Regions from separate parts of the Mus musculus genome. Here region 1 is linked to region 2. Evidence: chromatin contacts called from ENCODE Hi-C or POLR2A ChIA-PET data. All regions are on one chromosome and are shown on one strand. Each heading gives the region's core, a stretch centred on a gene start or an enhancer-like site at or near the end of the contact. The rest is flanking DNA. Distances are from core to core; before and after follow the strand shown. Region 1 holds the start of 1700028I16Rik (RIKEN cDNA 1700028I16 gene). Region 2 holds the start of Nfyb (nuclear transcription factor-Y beta).

Region 1 (4,313 bases), core at 1,676-4,175, 48 kb after region 2:
CAGATTATAACATATTAAAGCAGGTTTATTAGGAAGCTGCTCTGGGGCGGGCGAATTCACTGGCCCTAAGGGAAGAAGCCAGGGAAGTCGCCATGGAGAGGGAAAGACGGTGAGAGGGAAGAGAAAGAAAGAGAAAAAGGAAGGAAGGGAGGGGGGAGGGAGGAAGGAAGGAAGAGGAGGAAGAGGAATGAGGAGGAGGAGAGGGCCCTAAATGTCTGGGTTATTTAGGTAAGAGCCTCTGGAGGAAGGGCAGCCCAGCCCCAGGGCAGGAAAGTTCAAGGTTGGGGGCAAAGTAGGGACTAAGGGATGCTGGGAGAACGTGGAGGACAAGTCTGCTTTGATATGTAAAATATGACCTCAGTCCTTTGTTGGGGGGAGGGGGTCCCGGAAACCAAACAGTCCAGTCTTTAAAAAGAAGAAAACAAAACAAAGCAAAACAAAACCCCTAAAGCAACCGTCTTGGTATAGCATGGAACAAAAGAGACCCAGCCTGGATCCTGAGGGGCAGAGCTCTGCCTTTGAAAGTTCAGTGACTATTTCAACAGTTGCCAAGGACCTGCAGGAGGCTCTGATTACTGTAAGTAAAACGAAGGACAGACAGAATATTACACAGGCCCAGAACTGCAGTTCTGTGCTTGAGCAGGCCTGTGACCATCTAAGGTTAAAAATTCACTTGCAATCTTCACTAGTGGGGACACAGAGGGGGTCTGCAGTCTGACCCCCACGTGGCACTATGTCAGGACAGCCTTAAGTTCCAAACACAAACATGTTTAGTGCAATCCTATTTACAATCTTTTTTTAGAAGAGAAACAGTTTGGCAGGAAAGATGGTGCATGCCTATAATCTGGACACTCAGAAGGCTGAAGCAGGAGGATTGCAAGGTTGGGTCCAGTTGGCTACACAGTGAAAGCCTGTCTCAGAACACCAGAAACCAAGAGGCTGGGGAGATGGCTGTGGAAAGGTTCTGCACAGGCCTGGCCATCTGAGTGGATTGGGATGTAGCAGTGAGAGTCTGAAAGGCTGGCACACCCAATGTGAGATGGGAGGCAGAGACTGCAGAATCTCGGGAGCATTGGATGCCGTTATCCTGGTATGTGCAGCAGAAAACAAGAGAGACCCTGCCCCAAATCAAGGAGGATCATGAGGGAGGTGTCTGCAAGCACATGGGAACATGCATGCGAGTGCGGGTGCGTGCGTGCACGCACAGGCACACACACACAAGCAGAGAGAAAGAGAGAGAGAGACAGAGAATCAAAACCAAAAATTAAGTTTCAACATTTTACACAGTGAAATAGGCACCTGCAGTCCAGCAGCATTATCGTGTGGGCCATTCTATTACTGTTACTAAAACCCAGCATTTCCTTCAATACCTAATTACTATAATCTCCCCGGCACTGTGGCAGGCATTTGGACAACATCAAAGACAAAAGCACAAAGGTGATATTTTGGTGAAGTTTATAGTCCCAGATCAAGGCGTGGGCATAGGAGTCAGAGGTCAGAGGGGAGACTAGAATGTTCTTAGTGGTCAACGCAAAAACACGACTGTCATCTCAAAGGGCACGAGACACTATGACTGACTATGACCAGAGACCGCAGCTAGCCTGGAATAACGTGGTCCAGTGCAAAAGCTGCTATGTGAATTTTTGTAGTCTCATGGTTATGATTAGATAATCATAAATCAAGACCTTACTAGATACGTAGGTGGGTTTCAGCAATGCAAGGAAAACTCTTACAGGTTCGAGATGCTATCTGCCCATGTGTTCAGGCACACATGTGTAACCCCACACACACATACATACACACACAGGGGAAGGAAGAATAAAATCAAGAGTAAACATAGCAGTGCATGCCTATCTGTATATATATATATGTATACATATATATATATATGTGTGTGTGTGTGTGTGTGTGTGTGTGTGTGTGTGTGTATGTCATATAGCACACACGGGGCAAAAAACAGAGGCTCCTTAATTTAAGGTCAGCCTGGGCACTACATAAACTCTGTCTCAATAAATAAAACCTTAAAAAAAAAGGCAGCTTATTTTTCAAAAGCAGCATGGCAGGATGGCAAATTACCCCACTACCCATTGCCAGATAAGGCTGTGGGAGCAGAGTGGTCCCAAGTTCTTTAGAACCAAACTAAAGAACTAAAGCAAAACTCGGTTACCAAACAGTTTAGCAAGTTTCCAGGTGAGCCCTGGTTAGACACAAGACCCTACCTCAAAAACCACAAACATATTAGTAAAAAGCATCCAGAGGCACGGCTCAGTATAAAGGTGCTTGCCATCAAACCTCAGGAGATGAGTTTTAGTTTGATCCCCAGGACCCACATGATGGAAGGAGAAAACTGATCCCTGAGTTTTCTGTTTTGTTTTTACAAGACAGGGTTTCTCTCTGTAGACCAGGCTGGCTTGAATTTACAGAGACCCACCTGCCTCTGCCTCCCTCTAGTACTGGGATTAAAGGCCTGGATGTGCCACTACCGGCTGGCTTGAGTTGTCCTCTGACCTCCATATGACCTCGACATTAACCATGACACCTGTGGGCTACCTACACATTTTTAAAAAGTCAAAGAAAACAAACAAGTGTATGAGATCCACGGAAAAGCAAGCTGCTCCCAACCCCCATCCTCTCCCACACCCATCCCCATCCTCGCCCACTCCCATCCTCATCCTCACCCCCCCCACCCCCACCCCACCCTCACTCCCATCTCCATCCCAATACTCTCCTCCTCTCCCTCTTCAGGCTAGCTCTGTTGGCGCGGCCCATCGCTTATCTCTTCCCTGGCCGGCAGGGGGCGCGCGCCCTCCGCTCGCCATCCTCCTCCTCCTCCCGCGCGCGTGGACCGCCCCCCACCCCCCTCGCGTGCCGGGCTGCTCGAGAGCAAGGAGGAGGGGGACCGGAGGCGCGGAGGGCAGGAGCGGCGAGGGTGTGTCAGGTACGGCCGAGCAGCGCCTGTCCACGCTGCCCCGGCAGCGCGCTCCTCCTTGCTCTCGAGCAGCCCGGCACTGCCCTCCCGGAGCTTCCGAGGAGTCGGCTGCTGGGCCGGAGCGGAGAGGGGCACAGGTCGCCAACGGGCCGCCCTGCCTCAGCCGCAGGTTCTCAAGGGCGTTGGTGGCTCCACAAGCTCGCCCGCCCGACCTCTCGCCGCCCCAGACCCGTGTAAGCATCTCCCGCGATGGTTTCAAGTAACCCCCATTTTACAGGTGAAGAAACCGACGCTCCAAGAAGTTAGGAAACTTGCTCACTCAGAAATCTGCCTGCCTCTGCCTCCCGAGTGCTGGGATTAAAGGCGTGCGCCACCACGCCTGGCTGTTTTTTGGGGGTTTAAAAAGATACTTTATAAACAGGTAGAAATATAAGCCAAGTTACTCCCCAAGTTACCCAGGCCAGAGTGGCAGAGCTGGGACCCAAGCCGATGCCATTGGGCTGTAGGTCTCTGGCTGTGATCATTGGTTACACGGCCTCCCCCACATCCTTTATAGGTCCCAAAGGGAAATAAAACACTGAACCCTGGCTTCTGCCGAGATGGTGAGATAGGGGCTCGCCCCACGTGGGATGCATAGCTGATGAGGGAAGGTTGGTAGGGTGTCTGGCGCAGGGTCCTTCCCTGCATTCCAGGTCAGGGAGCCCCAGGGAAGGACAGGAAGGCAGAGGACCTAGAAGAGCGCTTATGATGGGGAAGGGGAGGTCTTCGGAGGGATAGGACAGTACCCGCGTGAAGGGTGGATAGCTCCTGTGGCCATCGCTTCAGTTTCTTCTCACTTATCACGAGGGAGTTGGAGATGTGTTCTAAATCGATTTCTGTGAGGCACCTACTCTTACTAGGTGGTTTTTTTTTTTTGTTTGTTTGTTTGCTTTTTGTTGTTTTTTAAGATTTATTTATTTTATGTATATGAGTACACTGTAGCTGTCTTCAGATACACCAGAAGAGGGCATCAGATCCCATTACAGATGGTTGTAAACCACTATGTAGTTACTGGGAATTGAACACAGAACCTCTGGAAAAGCAGTCAGTGCTCTTAACCACCGAGCCATCTCTCTAGCCCTCTTAACTAGTTTTTGTTTGTTTTTTTGGGGGGGGTATTTATTTATTTTGGTTTTTCGAGACAGGGTTTCTCTGTGTAGCTGTGGCTGTCCTGGAACTCACTCTGTAGACCAGGCTGGCCTCGAACTCAGAAATCTGCCTGCCTCTGCCTCCCGAGTGCCGGGATTAAAGGCGTATGACACCACGCCCGGCTGTTTTTTGGGTTTTTAAAAAAATACTTTATGCCGGGCGTGGTGGAAATATAAGGCAAGTTAACTCCCTGCCC
Region 2 (4,112 bases), core at 796-3,295:
CAATATTCATCACAATACTCCAAATAAGGGATCAGATTATATGTTATGCAAGAGACTGAAAACTCAACACATCTAAGTTTCATAAAATATTCACACCAAGGATAGAAATGCCCTACTCATAAACTTGAATTTTTAAGGATGGATTTGTTTTTTTAAAGTGTTTCGGAGATGTACACATTTTTAAACTGAAAAAGGAAACAAACATGTCAGACTAAAATGCACTGAAATTATCTTACGTCCTGCTGGAAAAGACACACACAGCCTTGCAAGAGGGCACACCAAACAAACAAACAAGTCCACGGGGCCTTTATCAGTGTGAAGTGAAATTGCATCAAGACAGCGCTTCGGTCTCACTGTAAGCAATTACAGTACTGGGACCTTATTTGTTGGTTCCCCCCCCCCTTTTTTTTTCCGAAAGGAAACAAATAAATGGGAGGAAAGGTGCAAATCAAACATCCTTTCCATGTTCATGACTCGCATCGAAGCATGAAGTGTAGTAGGGAAAAAACAGGGCTGTTGAATTTTAAAAATCAGCCAGCAAAGACTACCTGACATTGCTATAATCTTACAAGTAATCTATATTGCCTTCCCATATATGCCCCTTTTCTAGATCCAGAATGTTCCTGTAGCTTTAAAAGGTGTGTTTGAACACTCAAACACTGAAGGTTGGGTATGTGTATGCATCTTGCTTAGAGTGGGAACCGGGGGAGAGCCTTACCAACCCAAATAGTTGCTAAGTATATACTTAGACTTAATCCATTAAGAATATCTCTCTTCATATGGAAAGCATTTTCTTCAGGGCAGGTTATAATCTGTGTAATAGCTCAAGGGAATGCATACATCTGCTTGGTGTTTGAAGAAATGCAAATCTGTATCCAAGAAAAGCAGATTCCCTTCCTCCAACCTCCTTTCTTTGGCATCGACAACCACAGCTTTGCATCGATAGAATCCTTAAATTAAGCTACAAAGAGCAGTGCAGAGGAGGAATCATTTGCCTTTAAAGGAATTCTGGTTAAACTCTCAGTATCTCATCCATAAAGCTCCTATTTATTAATGCCACTACTACTGACCAGTTGAGCCATCACTTTCTGTTACCGATTAGTTTCCTTACTGAGAGCTGAAGCCACTCGGGTGATTTGTGGCACCATCTACAAAAACTAGGGTCTGTGAAGATTAGCGGGATGCCATTTTTTTTAAAGGTCGTCTGCTACCTAACCTTGTCTACATCAAACAGCCCTCTTCTAGACTTTAGGCATGAAAGGATCTGCGGGTGCTCCGTAAATTCTTTGTTCTCGCAGACCCTCCCGCCCCCCCAGCACGGGTGACTGAAACCTCCGTGCAACCTCCAAGGCTCCCTTCCCACCTTCGGGGCAAGTCCGGGGCGAGCCAGGCGCCAGATGGCTGCATGCTGTAGGCGCGGAGCGGGCCGGGGGCCCGCCAGGCCGCTCGTTCCTCGCAGGGACCCGCCGCCTCGGCTCGCAGGTGCCCGGGCGGCCCCGCGGAGCGCATCCCCCCGCCGCCCGTGCCCAACGCCCGCCGCCGGCGGGATGCGGGAGACAAAGCGGCCGCTCCGGGGCGCAGCGTTCCCCGCCCGCCGGCTCCCCGGACAAAATGGAGCCGGCCCGGGGCTGCCGCCGCGAGAGCCCCGCAGCCGCCCGGCCCAGCCCGACCGCGGCTCGCGGCCCCGCGCACAAAGCGCCCGCCGCCCCGCGCCCGGCCCGGCCCGGCCCGGCCCGAAGCACAGCGGCCTCGCCCGGAGGCCCGGCCCGCCCGAAGACTGCGGACTGCGAGTGCCCCCGACCGCCGCGGCGTTGGCGGCGGGGACGGCGCCGGGAGGAGACGGACATTTCATTCGAGCTAAAGTGGAGTCGGTTTAGGAGCGATCATTGGCCGAAGCGAGACACAAACCTCCAATGCAGCCCTGGTTGGCTCCCGTCTCCAATCGGCTGTTTGGTTGGACAGAAAATGGCTGCGAAGGAACCAGTCCCAGCGCGGAGCTCCACTTCCAGGACTCGGCCTCCCCTCCCTCCGCCGCGGGCCGCTTCCCTCTACGTGACACCCTCCCTCCGCGACGCCCGCGCCCGAGGCCACGCCCCGGTCCGCCCCCGGCCCCGCCCCGGAGCCTCTGAGCAAGGCGCGCGGTCCGTAAAAGCGCGCGGGCGGGCTCTGGATGTTCGCTCTTCAGGGCGTCCGAGAGGCCGGCGTTCTCATCCAGAGCTCCACGCGGAAAGGCTTGCTCTGGCTTCTTTCTCCTTCCAGCTCCTCCTTCCCCACTAACCAGCGTCTCGCCCGCCTGAGTTCAGCCCCGGAGGGGATCTACACCTGAGCTACTTTCCAGAATGCTTTAGGCACCTAATGTTTTCTAGGTATCCCTCCAAGCCACCTCAGGCACACAGCGTTCCCTCTCAAGTCACAGTGAACAAAGATGTTAGTTTTTCATTTTAGCACACCATCCCCTTCCTCCAAGTTTAACAGGTAGGCTGTCCCAGCCGACTTCCACCCTGTACCCTGGTGCTGTGTTCTGGTGTTAGGTCTGCCCTACCAAGTTGGCTTACTACCTAAAGTGCTCATTTCCCAACCAGATAACACTGGGCTGCAAAAACTCATGGCCTCTGTGCATTTAAGGCCTTCCCTGTCGGCCTCACTGAAATCTGGATCAAATGTCCCTTGGCTACCATTCTCCCTTGTGGTGGTGATCCAAAATGTCCTGCATGGCCAGCCACTGCAAAGTACTGCAGGATACCTGCACCCAGATAGATGGAAAATTATTGTCCTAGGACTTAACAAGGATAAGTAAGCAAGACTGAAAGTTCTAGGTCAGCCAGAGATACATTAAGACCCTGTCTTTAGAAATAATAGTATGGCTGGGTCAGGCAGGTGCACGCCTTTAATTCCAAGACAAGGGAGGCAAATCTCAAGGCCAGCCTGGTCTACAGAGTGAGTTCCAGTACACCAAGGCTACACAGAGAAACCCTGTCTGAAGAAACAGAAACTGTAGTAGTAATAATTATAGAAGGCCCTGGTGTTGTGGCTTATGCCTTTTAAACCCATGACTGGGGAGACACAAACAGGAAGATTGGAAATTCCAGACCATCTTGGGCTCCCTAGTGTGTGTGTTCACGTCCAGCCTGGGCTACATAATCGGACTGTATCTCAAAAAAAGAAAAAAAGGTGTTTGGGTGTATATTCCATATAAGTATGTGCATAAAGTATACAGAAAGATTGAAATATGTTATTTATTGATATCCCGCTGTGTCTAGAATAAATAAATATTTCTCAGGTAAATAAGGAAGCAAGAACAAATGAGTCTTTCTCGGTTATTTCAAGAGGAGTTAGGAGCACCACCACCTGAATCTACCAAATTCTAGGACACCCTCCTCTTCCTCTCCCTTCTTCTCTTGTTTTGGTTTTGTTTGTTTGTTTGTTTGTTTGTTTGTTCCAAGGCAGGATGTCTCTGTGTAGCCCTGGCTGTCCTGGATTTCACTCTGTAGACCAGGCTAGCCTCAAACTCACAGTTCTGCCTACCTCTGCCTCCCCAATGCTGGGACTAAAGGAGTGAACCACCACCACCTGTGGGCCCAGGACCCCTTCTTACTAGCCAGATTTACCACTCTGTTATTTCCTTTTAAAAAAAATTAAAGATTTATCTATTTTATGTATATGAGTGCACTGTCACTGTCTCCAGACACACCAGAAGAGGGCATCAGATCCCATTACAGATGGTCATAAGCCACCATGTGGTTGCTGGAAATTGAACTCAGGACCTCTGGAAGAGCATTCAGTGCTTTTAACCGCTGAGCCATCTCTCCAGTTTCTTTATAACAGAAATAATATTAACTACTATGGCTCATTGCAATTTATACATATAAAGACCTAAAAAGGTTAATATTCTAAAATTTTTGTTTGGTCAGTTTGTTTGGTTTTTTTTGAACTGTTTCACTATATAGTCCAAGTTGGGCTTAAACTCAAGATCTATCCCTGCCCCTGACCTTCCCCCTTACCCTGACCCTCCCCCTGACCCTGACCTTGACCGTGCCTTCTGAGGAACTGAGCATACGCCACTAGTATTTGTATTAGTTGGGTTCTTTTGAGGAACAAAACTCAAAAGATAG

The links. A loop is a pair of places that touch in the nucleus more often than their neighbours do. ChIA-PET counts read pairs that join two places held with the same protein, here RNA polymerase II (POLR2A).
Region 1: a loop to region 2 is called in a map of heart, with 2.0 times the contacts of the local background. The contact joins the promoter of 1700028I16Rik here to the promoter of Nfyb in region 2. A Hi-C loop is called at or near these places in 1 of 37 maps with a recorded cell type or tissue (heart). POLR2A ChIA-PET finds 5 or more read pairs at or near these places in 5 of 5 experiments (Patski and embryonic stem cell).

The regions. Positions count from the first base shown.
Region 1 is chr10:82,809,198-82,813,510 of GRCm38, forward strand. It overlaps 1700028I16Rik (RIKEN cDNA 1700028I16 gene), which reads left to right and starts at 2,926. Exons shown (of 3, transcript NR_038042.1): 1 at 2,926-3,162.
Region 2 is chr10:82,762,096-82,766,207 of GRCm38, forward strand. Nfyb (nuclear transcription factor-Y beta) reads right to left here and starts at 2,046. Exons shown (of 8, transcript NM_010914.2): 1 at 1,909-2,046. It also overlaps a transcript of Hcfc2 not described here.